Linked DNA regions of Homo sapiens: region 1 is linked to region 2. The links are chromatin contacts, found by Hi-C in ENCODE. All regions are on one chromosome and are shown on one strand. Each heading gives the region's core, a stretch centred on a gene start or an enhancer-like site at or near the end of the contact. The rest is flanking DNA. Distances are from core to core; before and after follow the strand shown.

Region 1 (7,379 bases), core at 815-3,314, 270 kb after region 2:
TTGCTGTTTAAAATGGCTGCCAAGAATTACTAAAGTGCTGTCAAGTGTCCTAAGAGCAAGAGGCCTGCAATGTGCCTTACAAAGAAATTACTTGTGTCAGATAAGCTTGGTTCAGGCATGAGTTACAGGGCTTTCAGCCACAATTCAATGTTAATGAAACAATAATATATATTACATAAGGTGTCTTTTTTTTTTTTTGAGATGGAGTCTCACTCTGTCGCCAGGCTAGAGTACAGTAGTGCGATCTCGGCTCGCTGCAACCTCCGCCTTCTGGGTTCAAGTGATTCTCCTGCCTCAGACTCCCGAGTAGCTGGGATTACAGGCACCCACCACCACGTCCTGCTAATTTTTTGTATTTTTAGTAGAGATGAGGTTTCACTGTGTTGGCCAGGATGGTCTCAATCTCCTGACCTAGTGATCCGCCTGCCTCAGCCTCCCAAAGTGCTGGGATTACAGGCATGAGCCACCGCGCCTGGCCTATATACATGTTTAAAAAATAAAGACAGGGCCAGCACGGTGGCTCATGCCTGTAATCCCAGCACTTTGGGAGGCTGAGGCAGGCAGATCACCTGTGGTCAGGAGTTCAAGACTAGCCTGGCCAACACGGTGAAACCCTGTCTCTACTAAAAATACAAAAATTAGCCTGGAGTGGTGGTGCACACCTGTAGTCCCAGCTACTCAGGAGGCTAAGGCAGGAGGATCCCTTGAACCCAGAAGGTGGAGGTTGCAGAGAGCCGAGATCACACCACTATGCTCCAGCCTGGGGGACAGAGAGAGATTCCCTCTCAAACAAAACAAAAAAAATAAAAATAAAAATAAATAAATAAATAAAGTATGTAGAGTTTTATTTAATAATTAACCACACAGATTAAAAAATAGAAAGTAGCCAGCTTCCCAGAAGTCTTCTGTGTGCACCTTCTAATTACCATCTCTGTCATGTGTCTTCAGACAGAAGCACATATAAAAACAAGGTTATGTATTGATCAAATGATGAAAATGTGTGGTCAGAGGCTTGCATTTTCCCTAGGAGCAATGGCTCAGTATTTGCTAATCCGGTGTTCACAGTGACTTTACAGAACATAACTACCCCCAAGTAATGGGAATCAACTGTATTTTTATTACTTTGGTGTACAAAGAACTTTGAGCTCTCCATGGCTTGCCACAACAAAAGACTTCCTAGGCAAATTGTCTACTGCTTTGTTCCAAGTGGGGGCTCTACTTGAGGCTGTGGGACCAAGACAAAAGAAGCAGCCTCTATGTGGATTAGGCCCCTTCTCCTGGCAGAGAGAAAGCACAAAGGAGCTGGCAGAAACTCACAGTGCAAAACTCACTATGCATATGCTACATCTGCTCATACTCCAATAGGCAAAGCACAGCTGACAGCAAACCCAAAGTCAATGAGACAGAAATGTGTCTTCCTTCCACGGGCCGTTCTAAAATTGCAAGGTAATGGACAGGAGTGTCCTCTTAAAGGAAAGATGGAATGAATAGTTGTGAATAATAATATAACCCATCACTACTACTCCTGTTTTAATTTTTTGAAAATGTTTAGATACATATTATATGCTTGTTTAATTTAAAATATCAAACTTTACCTTGCTCAGGCTCTGCCCCTCCACACTGGGCCACTCAAAGATGCCCAACTTACCCTACTTGGGCTCCAACAGCCATATCAGGTTGCATTCGAGACCAGCCTGGCCAACATGGTGAAACCCCGTCTCTACTAAAAATGCAAAACTTAGCCGAGCGTGGTGGCGCACACCTGTAGTCCCAGCTACTAGGGAGGCTAAGGCAGGAGAATCGCTGGATGCATTGATGCCCTCTTCACCCTGCTTAGGCTCTGATTCCTGACACAAGACAGCTCTGTTCTGTGGAACCCCTCCTCACTATGCTTGGCCCAACTCCCCACAGCCGACCACTCTAACTTCTATGTATCCTCCTCATCTCCTTGGGCTCAGACCCTCCATGTCTGGCTACCCACCCCCATAGACACCCTCCTCACCCTCCTTCAGTTCGGACAGTCCACATCAGGCCTCTTCCCTATGGAGACAGCTTCCTCACTTTGCTCCAGCTCTAAGGCTCCTCCCTCATCTGCTCCCCTGCCTGGACACTCTGCTCACCCCACTCAGGCTCTCATTCTATGCCAGTCTGCCCCTCTAGCCCCAGGGGGATGCCTTTCTCAACATGGGCAGGCTGGTCTCCATGCTATGCTGCTTCTTGCCTCTTCACTGGGCATTCTCATCTACCCCTGGCTCCAGCACACCAGGCCAGCAGCCCTCCTACAGAGACACCCTCCTTGACCTGTTCCAGCTCTGATGCCCACACGGAGCCAGCCGTGGCTCCCTTCCCCTTGGGGCAAACGCCTACCTTGCTAAATGTGCCTATCTAATGGCTTTAGGACTGACTAGTTCAGTTAGTAAAGAAAAGGAGACAAAACAAGGAAGAGCTACTTTTCCTTTTTGTAAAAATATGTATTGTGAAAAACACCACAAAAATAAAAATATGCATGAAACATTAATGTTCAGTCTAACGAACTATTACGAAGTGACCACTCATTAAACTATCACTGAAATCAAGTAAAAAATTTCCAACACTTTCTGCTCCTTTTTCATTCTTTTCCAGTCACAACCCCTTCCTATGCTCTCAAAGGCAGCTAATGGTAGTGACTTTCTTTTTCATATTTTCAAGATCATATGTATTCCCCTAAATATGTTTTTGTTTTTGTCTGCTTCTGTTCTATATCAATGGAGTCACTTGGAATGTATTCTTTTGTGCCTGGCTTTTTGTGTTCAACATTATATTAATGAATTCCATCCACATTGTTTTGTGTAGCTGTATTTTGTCAATTTTCATTGCCATGCCATCTATTGTATGACTACACACATCTCTACTGAGTTGTTTATAGTTTGCAGCTGTTAAGAATAAAGCTGCTGTGTGTATACATAGCATGTATGTAATAACGTTCTGCACGTGTATCCCAGAACTTAAAGTATAATAAAAAACTAGGATTTTCTAAATAAAAATGTTATTTATATCAACATGTAATAAGTTTATTACGTTAAATGAATTAATAAATGTTTTTAAATGTCAAAAAAATTTTAAACAATTTACTCATGTAAAAAAAAGAATAAAGCTGCTATGAACACTCTGTGTGCATTTGCTGGAGCACGTGGGCAGGTGTTCTTGTAGGTTATACATTCAGCATAGGGAATGATGGGTTACAGGGTATGCATATCTTCAGCTTCTCAAGCTGATACCAAATTATTTCCCAAAGAGTTTGTACCAATTCACAGCCTTGCCATTGGTAGTTGAGAGTTCCTATTGTTCCATAACCATGCTGTATGTAGAACTGTCACAATCTTTTCATTTTTACCATCCTGCTACGAGTATGGAAATACATCACTGTGGACTTAATTTAAATTTCTTGACTACTAATGAGGTTGAGCACCTTTTTAGATCTTTATTAACCACTTGGCTATCCTCTCTTTGATTTTCTTTTCAAATGTTTTGCTCATTGTTCTCTGGGGTTTTCTGACTTTTTCTTGCTGATTTCTACTGGAGTCATGTCTTTCCTCAGTTATATGTATTATGAACATCTTCCAGGATCAAGGGTAATCTTCTAAAACCCTTATTGGCTTGTCTTTTACCTTTTGAATGAAAGTTTTTATCACGTGCCCTTCCTACCCCAAAGACAGAATCAGGAATCCTTTTTCTATGTTCCTTTCCTACAATACAATAACTCGCTACAATACAATACAGTAACTCCAATATCTGAAGTCTTTGTGGACCTCTGCTGTTGGTTGTTTTTCTTGATTTTTTTCATCTTGTTTTCTTAAGATCTGTGTGATTTTTTTTATTGTGAGAGTACATATTTAATGGAAGTTTATGTATGTAACAATACTTTGTGGAATTTCTTGGATTCCTGTGTTTAAAGGAGAATTCTTCCGAATCAACTTGTCCTCAATTTTTCCCTAACAACTCATGCAATTTTGAATTAAATTCATAGCTTTAGATTTATCAGACCATGCACATGTGCCAATTTTCCTACTCTGCTCTTATGAAAGGAAACAAGGTTGCAGTTACAAATTCTCAGAATAGTCTTTTTTTTTTTTTTTGAGATGGAGTCTCGCTCTGTTCCCCAGGCTGGAGTGCAGTGGCACTATCTCAACTCACTGCAACCTCCTTCTCCCGGGTTCAAGTGATTCTCCTGCCTCAGCCTCCTGAATAGCTGGGATTACAGACACGCACCACCACGCCTGGCTAATTTTTTTGTATTTTTAGTAGAGATGGGGTTTCACCATGTTGGTCAGGCCGGTCTCGAACTCCTGGCCTCGTGATCCACCCACCTCTGCCTCCCAAAGTGCTGGGATTACAGGCATGACCCACTGCACCCAGCCCAGAGTAGTCTTTTTTCCTGTTTTGTTCAGAGCCAAAGCCAAGACAGGCAAGTTCCTTCACCACAGTTGTGCATGTGTGTGTTTCTGTTTCATCCATTTATTTCTGTTTCATCCATTTATTAAGGTGTCAGCATTTGGTGATCCTTGTGAGTGAGATTTCTGATCTGACTTTTCACATTGCTTAGGGCTTAGCTCTTTTTTCTTGCCCTTGCCAGGGGCCCACTAAAATTCAAACTGCAGATTACCAGGCATTGGCAGATACTCCCAGGGAAGCCTCTAACTAAAGCACTTCCTTATCTCTCTGGAGTCAGACCTTCACATCATTTTTGGCTTTTAAGAATTCCTCTTTCTTGCCAACTGACTCATTGATTTAAAGAGTCATGCATTTTAAGTATTTTAGACAATATTTTGGGGGGGTGATTTACTGGGAATAGTTTCTAAGAGTCCTAGTTATGAATTTTTAATTATAAAATTACACACATCAAATACCCAATAAGTGAAACAGTACAAAGAACATATAAAGAAAAGGTAATAATTTCTAAGCCACATCTCTCCATTTCTAACTCCCTCAATATTAATAGCCTTGGTTGATAATTAATAACCAATTTTAATGGGCTGTTTTGTACCCTTACCATCTTTCTCTGCGTCCAAATATATACAATCATGTATGTATATGGGTTCTGATACTTGGAAAACAAAATGAAATTATGATGTATACATTCACTACTACTGTACTTGCTTCTTTTCACTTAACTCTACCTCATGTAAGTCCATCCATATAAAAATGTAGATTGAAAATTGCCTTAAATAGATGCCCACACTCTGTTCAACATCTCTGCTCTTAAATTACTGCTAGTCTTATGGAAATTGCAGAGTTGCTTAATTTGCATATCCCCAACTACTACTGATATTAATCTTCTTTGCTTTTTAAAGTTTTTTAGTTAAAAAATTTATAATTGACAAATAATTTTATATATATTAGTGTGATATTTTCATATACATATACTTATATTGTGAAATGATTAAATCAAGCTAATTAACATCTCCATCACCTCACATACCTATCTTTTTTTGTGACAAAAACATTTAAAACCTACTCTCAGCAATCTTCAAGTGCTTTTAATTATCGGCCATTTGAATTTTCTCTTTCGTGAACTGCTTGTGCAAATCTTTTTCTATTGAGATGTTTGTCATTTTCTCATCAATGTGTTTATTAGAAAAAATAACTTCTGGCTAGTCATATGTATTGCAAATATTTCCCTCAGCCTGTAGTTTGATTTTTATTTATTATGTGTTTTGTTCTATAAAAATTTAAAGAGTTATGTAATCAATAATGCTTATTAATTTTTCTTTATGTCTTACATTTCTTGCTTAAGAAGTTCTCTCCAATGCTAACATTTGAGATCATTCTCCTAATTTTTCTCCTAAGTTATTTATTTAAAAAAATCTAACACATAGGACAGAGATTTCTACTTTTCTGGGAAAATGAACTAGATGGACTTTTCTCTATTCCTCTGATGAAATTCAGCTAAAAATCCTGGACATTAAATACACAAGAAGATTCTGAAAGGTAATAAGGGCAAGGCAGACGAGCCAGAAACCTTAAGACCTGAAGAACAGCACGGCAGCGGGATTACTGAGTTTTCTTTTTGCCTCACATATTCAAGACTGGGTGCTAGAGAAGCTGGAAACCCAGAAACACAGAAACAGAGACAATAAAAGCCTCAAAAACAAAACAAAATGCAACACAACAAAAAACCAGCCTGCTCACTCTTGCCAAAGGACCAGGAAAGAGGCAGCCTAATAAGACGGAAAACATTGAACAATAACCACTAGTATAGCCAAACACGTAGTTCCACCCCCATCAGAGCTGAGAGAGGAGCCTCAACTTCTGCCTTTACCAGGCTGAAAGGAGGAGCCCCAGTCTCCCTGCAAAGAGCCCAGACTTTGGTCACCACCAGACAGTAATGATGCTGCCTTCCCCCAATGCGTGTGCTGTCAGTGGAGGCCGTGTGGGGAGCAGAAGGATACTTCTATCCCTCTCTGCTAGAGAGGTATCAGTGGAACTTATTGAGGAGCTAGACCTCCCACCCCAGCCCAGAAGTAATGAGAGGAAACCACTCCCCCAACTCAGTTGTCAACAAAGACTCAATGGGGAACCTGATTTCTACCCCCATCCGGCAGTAATGAGGTGGTGCTCCACTCTTCCCTGCTGGAAGGGTGACAGAAGAAATCAAGGTTTAAATGAGATCTAGAATCTCATAAAATAAAACCCAAAGTTTCCAACTTTCAATACAAAATTATTTGTTATATCAAAAACCAGAAAAATCTCAAACAAAATGACAGAAGATTATTAATAGGTGCCAACACTGGGATGACAACGATGTTATAATTATATGATAAAAATTGTAAAGAGGTCATCATAAAGAAGCTTAAAGGAGCAATTATAAACAAACAAAGATATTAAAACAGAACGTCTCAGCAAAGAAATAGAAGATATAAAGAAGAAACAAATGGACATTTTAGAAAATTTTAAAAGCGTATAACTGAAATACAAACTCAATGGATGAGCTTAACAGCCAAATAGAGAGTATAGAGGAATAATCTGTGAATTTGAAGATAGAACTTTCACTCACATCCGTGTGAAGAGACCACCAAACAGGCTTTGTGTGAGCAATAAAGCTTTTTAATCACCTGGATGCAGGCGGGCTGAGTCCGAAAAGAGAGTCAGCGAAGGGAGATAAGGGTGGGGCCATTTTATAAGATTTGGGTAGGTAAAGGAAAACTACAGTCAAAGAGGGGTTGTTCTCTGGCGGGCAGGAGTGGGGGTCACAATTTGCTCAGTAGGGGAGTTTTGAGCCAGGATGAGCCAGGAGAAGGAATTTCACAAGATAATGTCATCAGTTAAGGCAGGAACAGGCCATTTTCACTTCTTTTGTGGTAGAATGTCATCAGTTGAGGCAGGAACAGGCCATCTGGATG
Region 2 (6,814 bases), core at 3,547-6,046:
GGTCCTTCCCTGAGGACACACAGGACTAGAATCAGTAGGGAACAGATGGGCAGAAGCCTCCAACAAGAGAGAGCTGGATGGGGATGGGGTCAGAGGCAGGCATCACCCTCAAATGGCTTTCAGAAGGAAATGACTAATTTGAGAAGGGCCGTACCAAGTGAGAGGGCTTAGGGAAAGAATAAGGCTTAAGGAGCCCCTGTGAGTAGGCTCAGAAGAGGAGACACTCAATTAGACACGTCAGTGGGCTGGGACAGGACTACACAGGGGCAGGAGTGGGTAGGAAGGTGGAGAGGTGCTAAGTCGAGGTGGGCGGAATAAACTCAAAACAGATCAGAACAGATCTTGCAGCATTTGTGGGAGGAGCTAAGATGATAATGGGAGAAGTCATCCCCATGTGGGAGGGCCACGACTCTTTGGAGCAGCCGATCCCTCTTAGCTTTGAGAATCACTGGTTCCGTGTGTGCAGGGGGTTGGTGCTGGAATTTGACATTAAGCCTGTGGTAAGCTGTGGCGGGTAGGGCAAGAAATTATAGGTTGCTCCTTGTTGATGGAGGCTGAGCAGAAGTGGTCAGAGCTGAAATCTGACACAGCCTGCGGTAGGTCAGGGCAACTCTACCTGGAAATCGCGGGGCCACCCCCACGGGATGGGATTTACTGTGGTGGGAAAGGAATCCAAGCATTTGGATTGAGAGTTCGAGCTTCACTCCAGCGCCCTCCTAACTCACCACACAGCCGGCTCTGGAACTGCAGGCCGAACTCCTGGATGAGGTCGAAGGACTCTACGAGGAAGACGTGCTCGTCTAGCGGGGGCGATGCCATGGCGCGCAGGGAGCCCACGTCCGCGCGCTGCACCCCCACCGCGTAAATTTCAATGCCGCGGGCGCGCGCCTGTGCCGCCACCTCGGCCACGCGGTCCTGGGGCCGCCCGTCTGTCACGATGACAGCGACACGCGGCACGCGCTCCTCTGGCGGTCGCGCGCCCTCGGCCACACTGAAGGCCACGTTCATGGCGTACTGGATTGCCAGTCCCGTCATGGTGCCTTGCGCCAGAGGCACCAGGTCGCGGATGGCGCGCTCCATGTCCTCGCGGCGAGAGAACGCGCGGAGAGGGAAGACGCTCTGCACTTGACTCGAATACTGGATCACGCCAACGCGCGTGGCGTTGGGACCCACGTTCAGGCCTCGGAGGAGGCCCATGAGGAACTGCCGCATGGTCTCGAACTCGAAAGGGCGCACGCTGCGGGAGCTGTCAATCACGAACACCAGATCCAGGGGCCCAGTGTGACACCTGGGACCTGCGGGGAGATCAGGGAGGACTCTCCTAGGTCAGCAAAGCCTCACCTCCGAGGAGACCCCCTAGGAAACCCAGGGGAAATGCCGCTATGCCGACATAACAGCGCCCAGCACAGCAAACGCAGATTAGACAGATGCACTCGCCCGGCATGTGCCTAGCACCTGGGCTAGGAGATTTCACAAATTCCCTCATCTTACAGATCTGAGGGCTATTCTGAGGCGGTATTACCCATTGACGAGGGGGCAAGGAAGCGTCGCAAACTCAAAGCCTGCAGGGACCAGGCAGGGAACATGGATGAACTGGTTGGGTTAGGACGCTGGAGACCCAAAGAGCCCCTATCACTCCTAAATTGGGCAGGTAGCTGCATCCAAATGAGGCCATGCCCCTGCGAATTGGATGTCAGCAGATCCCTGGTTTTTCAAGAGAAATACTAAACAGGGATTTTTATGTAAAATTTCCTGGTTTTTTTCCATGTTTTCAAATAATTTTTCCAAATTAAACACCCCATGGGCAGTTCTGCATGCGCCCAAAACTAAGCCACATCCTACAGATGAAGAAACTGAGGCCCAGAAAGGTGAAGTGGGGAACTTAAACCCAGTCCCATATGTTCCAAAGCCCTTGCTTCCCTCTCCCCAGCAGGAGGAGCTGGCTGCAGAGGGAGGACCTGCTTCCGCTCCCCTCCTCCCACTGGTGAGGGCTGGGCCCCAGTTCACCTGTCAACTGGAGCTGGGTTTCCCAGGGCTGAAGAAGGAGCAGCAACACGGGCCAGCAAAGAAGGCCTCTCATGGCGCTTGGGGACAGAGAATGGAGGTGTCAGAGCCTGGAGGGAGGAAGGAAAATAGAAAAGCAACAGTATTTACAGAGCTCTTATTCTGGGTGATAGGCACTTGGAGGGGGAAGACAGTTACAGGTTTATTTTACTAATCTCTCTATTTTTGTGTATGTTTGAAATGTTTCAGAATTAAAAAATTCTCATCACAGTGGGATTGCTGGGAAACACAAGAGATTCTTTTTTTTTTTTTTTTTAGATAGAGTCTTGCTCTGTCGTCCCGGCTGGAGTGCAGTGGCATGATCTCGGCTCACTGCAACCTCTGCCTCCCAGGTTCAAGCGATTCTCCGGCCTCAGCCTCCCGAGTAGCTGGGATTACAGGCTCCTGCCACCACACCTGGCTAATTTTTTGTATTTTTAGTAGAGAGCGGGTTTTGCCATGTTGGTCAGGCTGGTCTCAAACTCCTGACCTCAGGTGATCCTCCCACCTCGGCCTCCCAGAATGCTGGGATTACAGGCGTGAGCCACCGCGCTCGGCCCACAAGAGAATGGTAAATAAGAATAGATACATAGATACAAATATGCAAAATTTAAACAGAAAAAAACAGGTCTTCCTTAAATGTCAGGCACAGTGTTAAATGCTCTTCACGCATTGTGGCATTTAATCCTCTCTGCAATTGTAAGACTAAGGCTGTGATTGTCCCCCATCATACAGACAATGAAATTGAGGCTCAGAAAAGTTAAGCGCTGGTACCCAAAGTCATTCGGCCAAAAAGTGGCTGCGGCAGGATACAATCCCACGCCTGCTAGTTTCTGTGAGCCAGCCTGGGCGTTTGGTGCCTCTCCTCCTGCCAGGCGAACCTCTGCAGACAGAAGCCCTTCCCCACCTCGGCCCACTCCCCTACGCACACAGGCTTCTGTGTGGCTGTCTTTGCAACTCGCCAACCCCCCCAGACCCCTCCACACACACAAACACAGACATGCACTGCCCAACCGCAGGCGGCAGGGAGGGGCTGCGCCCTGTTGCGGGGCTGAGCGTGGTGGCGTGGCAGCGAGTGGACCAAAACCCACTGCGCACGAGAACGCGCGGCTTGGCGCCTGTTTCCCGCCTGCTCTCAGGAGCGACCGCCAGGGGGCGCCCGAGATGGCAGGGGGCGTGGGAAGCCCACATCTGCCCAGCAGGTGCGCCCACCCCGAGCAAACAGGGGGCCGGGGCCCGGGGCCTTGGAGATAAGGCCTGGACAGGATATAACCCGCGCAAGAGCCGAGGAGCAGGGGTGTGCAGGGTTCCAGCGACAGCAGCACTGGACTCGTCCAGAGGGCGGCGGGTGAGCGGCTGGGGCCCCGTGGAGCCACCATGGACCCCGCAGGGGCAGCAGGTGAGCGCTTACCCTCCCGAGGCCCCGGAGACGCCCCGTGAGAACTACGAAGGACCACCCCCCCACCCCCTCCCCACTATACAAATAGGAAAACTAAGCCCCAAGGAGGCAGCCCGCCGAACTGCAAAAGCAGGATTAGAACCTAGGGCTCCTGGTTCCCCTTCTCTCTCTTGAGGCCCCCTGGCGCCTAGAATTCACTAAACCTCATTTCCTTCCAGCTCCTACCCCACCGCCGCGCCCCATGCTGAAGCTGTGTTAGCCATTTTTCTGTTGCTGTTTCTTGGCAGAGAGGGCCAGCTGCCCCTAACCCAACAGCAGCTCCGCCCCCGCCCCCCAATTCCGTGAATGCGCCTATTCTGAGCGAGGCCAGTGCCTGCTTCTCACTCCAGGCGACCTTCTCATCCCGGATTCTTCTCCCTTTTCCCCTCCCAGGCCTGGTAGAAGAACATAAATCCTCTGGCAGGGCCCGTCGTGGGAGGGTGACCAAGCAAGATGTGGCAGCGCTGGTGGAAGTGGGAGGGCGGGGAACCCTTGTCAAGCTTGGGCCACAGGCAAAGCCAACATCCCTGGACAGCATGAGGGCTAAGGCACAAGGGGCCTCTGCCACCTCCCATACTTTCCTACCCGGAGATGCCTCTGGGCCCCTAAATCTTGGTTAAGGTTCCCCTCATCCCATTCTTGGTCTGAGCCAACTTCTCACCTGGCACCCTGCCTCCACCCCAGGAATCCTAGAAAGTCAAAATAGCAAATGCCTCAAAGTTCATCACCTTTCCAAACCCCTCATTCTACAAAGAAAGGAACTAGGTCCAGAGAGGGTAGTGTCTTGCTGAAGGGTACATGGCGATGTCGTGGCAGGACTGATACTAGAACCTGGGATTCCTCTGAGGAGTTAATCCTTGCATTAAAAAAAGAAAGATTCAGAGATGCCCTGAGGTGAGGTTGAGGGAGTGGAGCAGCAAGGGAGGAGAGGCCTGTAAATAAATTCTCAAAAGTCCCTTAGGGACATTTCAGGGGGTTCCTGGAGGGATGAGAGTAGAAAAGGGATGATCCTATTTTGATGGCTTTGAGGGTGGGGGCTCGATTTGGAAAGGACCCTGCAGAAGTGGGGAAGGGCACTGCAAATCAGATAGGGCACCCTAGGCAGCGTCTCTGCTAAAATACACTCGCCTGACCTGGCTTGATGCCTACTCCCCTGCAGACCCCTCAGTGCCTCCCAATCCTTTGACTCACCTGAGCCTGCAGGACAGATCAGAGATGCAGCTGCAGAGCGAAGCCGACAGGCGGAGCCTCCCGGGCACTTGGACCAGGTAACGGCGGCGTGGCAGCGTGCCCTAGGTGGGGACTGCCAGGCAGCTGGAGCACACAGAGGCAACGGCCGCATTTAACCCAGGGCTGGCGGGTGGGGAGGGGAAGTGCAGGCTGCAACCCCTCCCACTGGCAGGGAGGGATCCCCCCTTCCTCCTGAGGGGGGGCAAACCCAGCACCCCCTGCTCCTACCACGCTTGGAGCTGCAGACAGGGCTAGCTGCGGGCCAGGCTGGAATTCAGCTACAGCGGGAGACTGGGGAGACCGGGGCAGCCACACTCCACAGCCGGAATTCATTGGAAGCTTAGAAGGCACTTCCCTGAGGAGAGCCCCAAGGGGTGGAGCGGTCCTGGCTGTGGCTGCTGCCTGTCTGGCCTGGCTTTCGAGGGTGCGGTCTTGCGCTGTCCCCTCCAGGAGTGAGGAGAGACTCTGGTCCTGCCAAGAGGAATAAGGGCTCAGAAGGACAGCCTCAGTTTTCATGGCTCTCCTTGGGCCTCAACCTGCTAACCCCCCAAATCTCTCCCACCTCCCCTCCTCTACTTGCTCCCTGCAATTGCTCGGGCCTACCCACCCACACCGCTCAAGACCCCCAGGTTAAGAAGCCACCAGACCTCTAGGCTCTAACCTGGCTCACTCTGCAGGACCAATGTCATCTGCCTTGACTCCTGTAATCAAGGGTAGGAAAGCCCACACAGCAACAGGCCACTTCTCATGGGAGAAAGGGAAGAATATGGCTTTGGCCCCAGAAAGGCTCAGATTCCCCCAGGCCATCCCCCATCCTGAGGACAAGGTTTTGGGCCCTTTTCTGTTTGCAGGCAGGAGGCTAGAGAGCGCTCCAGGCCAGGAGCCCAGGAAAGGCTCTCCCTTCCCCTCCCTCCTCACCCCCCACCCTGCCTTCCCCAGGGTGGGGAAGCTTCATCTCTACCAATTCCATCAGCCCTAAAATACTCTTCTCCATCCCAAGGCCAGTATAAGTGCAGCCTTTGTGTCACAGCCACGTGTCCCTATGGCCCTGGGCTCCAATGGGCATGATGCCAGACCCACAGAGTGGAACCTGGGTGGTCCCATGGGTTCCATGCAGGCTTCGTTGAGCACCTTGCAGCCTAAATATTTAGCCTACAATTTGCAGCCAAGTCTCCTCCTTACCTAATGCTTCCTCTTCCTGACCCCACAGGGGCAGGATATAGAGCAGCCCCACCCTCCCACTCACTCTAACCCCCTGCTCACTTCATTTTACTCAACCTGAGTGCTTGGACCCTGTGCCACCTTGACCCTTCTCCCTCCTGTGGCTGGTCGACCTGCCTGCCCTACTCCCAGGTCATCCCCAGAGCACACCACCATTCTGAGGGGAGGCGTGCGCAGGTGCCTGCAGCAACAGTGTGAACAGACTGTGCGGATCCTGCATGCCAAGGTGGCCCAGAAATCATACGGAAATGAGAAGCGGTAGGTGCCTCCGCAGCCCCTCCCAGGTCTCTGCAACTGTCAGCCCTATGCACCTCCTCCATCCACCCATTGGGCCTCTTTTAGACGCAGAGCAGGCCTCAGGGCTGAGATCTCAGCTATTGGTCGACCAGGGCCTTGACCCTCAGCCACCATTAGCCCCCACTTTGGTCTATAGTTCTACAGCAGGAGATTCCCTGTGAATCTCCTGTCTCCATTCATTCACTCATTCTCCCATTGATTCACTTATTCATTCATTCAACAACTACTTACTGAGTGTTTGTCATGTATGCACCAGGCTCTGTGGGTACTGCTGGGCACTGGGCATACAGCTGAACAAGACAGAAACAGCCCCTGCTCTGTAGCCCACACTCTCACTCAAGTGTGGAAGAGACAGACAGTAAACTCCCCACAAGTCAGGAAACAAGATACTTGCAGATTATGATGAGCACTAGAAGGAAAACTGAACGAGGCCATTTGACGGAAACTGAAGGCAGGGGGGACATTAGCTAGAAAGGTCAAGGAGGTTGAGAGACCTTTTGGGAGGTAACATTGGAACTGAAACTTGAATGCTGAAATGGAGCCAGACAGGAGAATATCTGGGGAAAGCGTGCTACAATTAGAAGG

The links. A loop is a pair of places that touch in the nucleus more often than their neighbours do.
Region 1: a map of IMR-90 shows a loop between it and region 2 (7-fold over the local background). The contact joins the promoter of WFDC8 here to the promoter of MATN4 in region 2. A Hi-C loop is called at or near these places in 1 of 168 maps with a recorded cell type or tissue (IMR-90).

What each region holds. Positions count from the first base shown.
Region 1 is chr20:45,577,220-45,584,598 of GRCh38, forward strand. WFDC8 (WAP four-disulfide core domain 8) reads right to left here and starts at 2,065. Exons shown (of 6, transcript NM_130896.3): 1 at 2,003-2,065. The coding sequence starts at 2,028. RefSeq lists an enhancer at 880-1,815.
Region 2 is chr20:45,303,503-45,310,316 of GRCh38, forward strand. It overlaps MATN4 (matrilin 4), which reads right to left and starts at 4,797. Exons shown (of 10, transcript NM_001393530.1): 1 at 4,673-4,797; 2 at 2,008-2,114; 3 at 726-1,295. The coding sequence starts at 2,080. RBPJL (recombination signal binding protein for immunoglobulin kappa J region like) reads left to right here and starts at 3,338. Exons shown (of 12, transcript NM_014276.4): 1 at 3,338-3,442; 2 at 4,641-4,749; 3 at 6,065-6,190. The coding sequence starts at 3,421.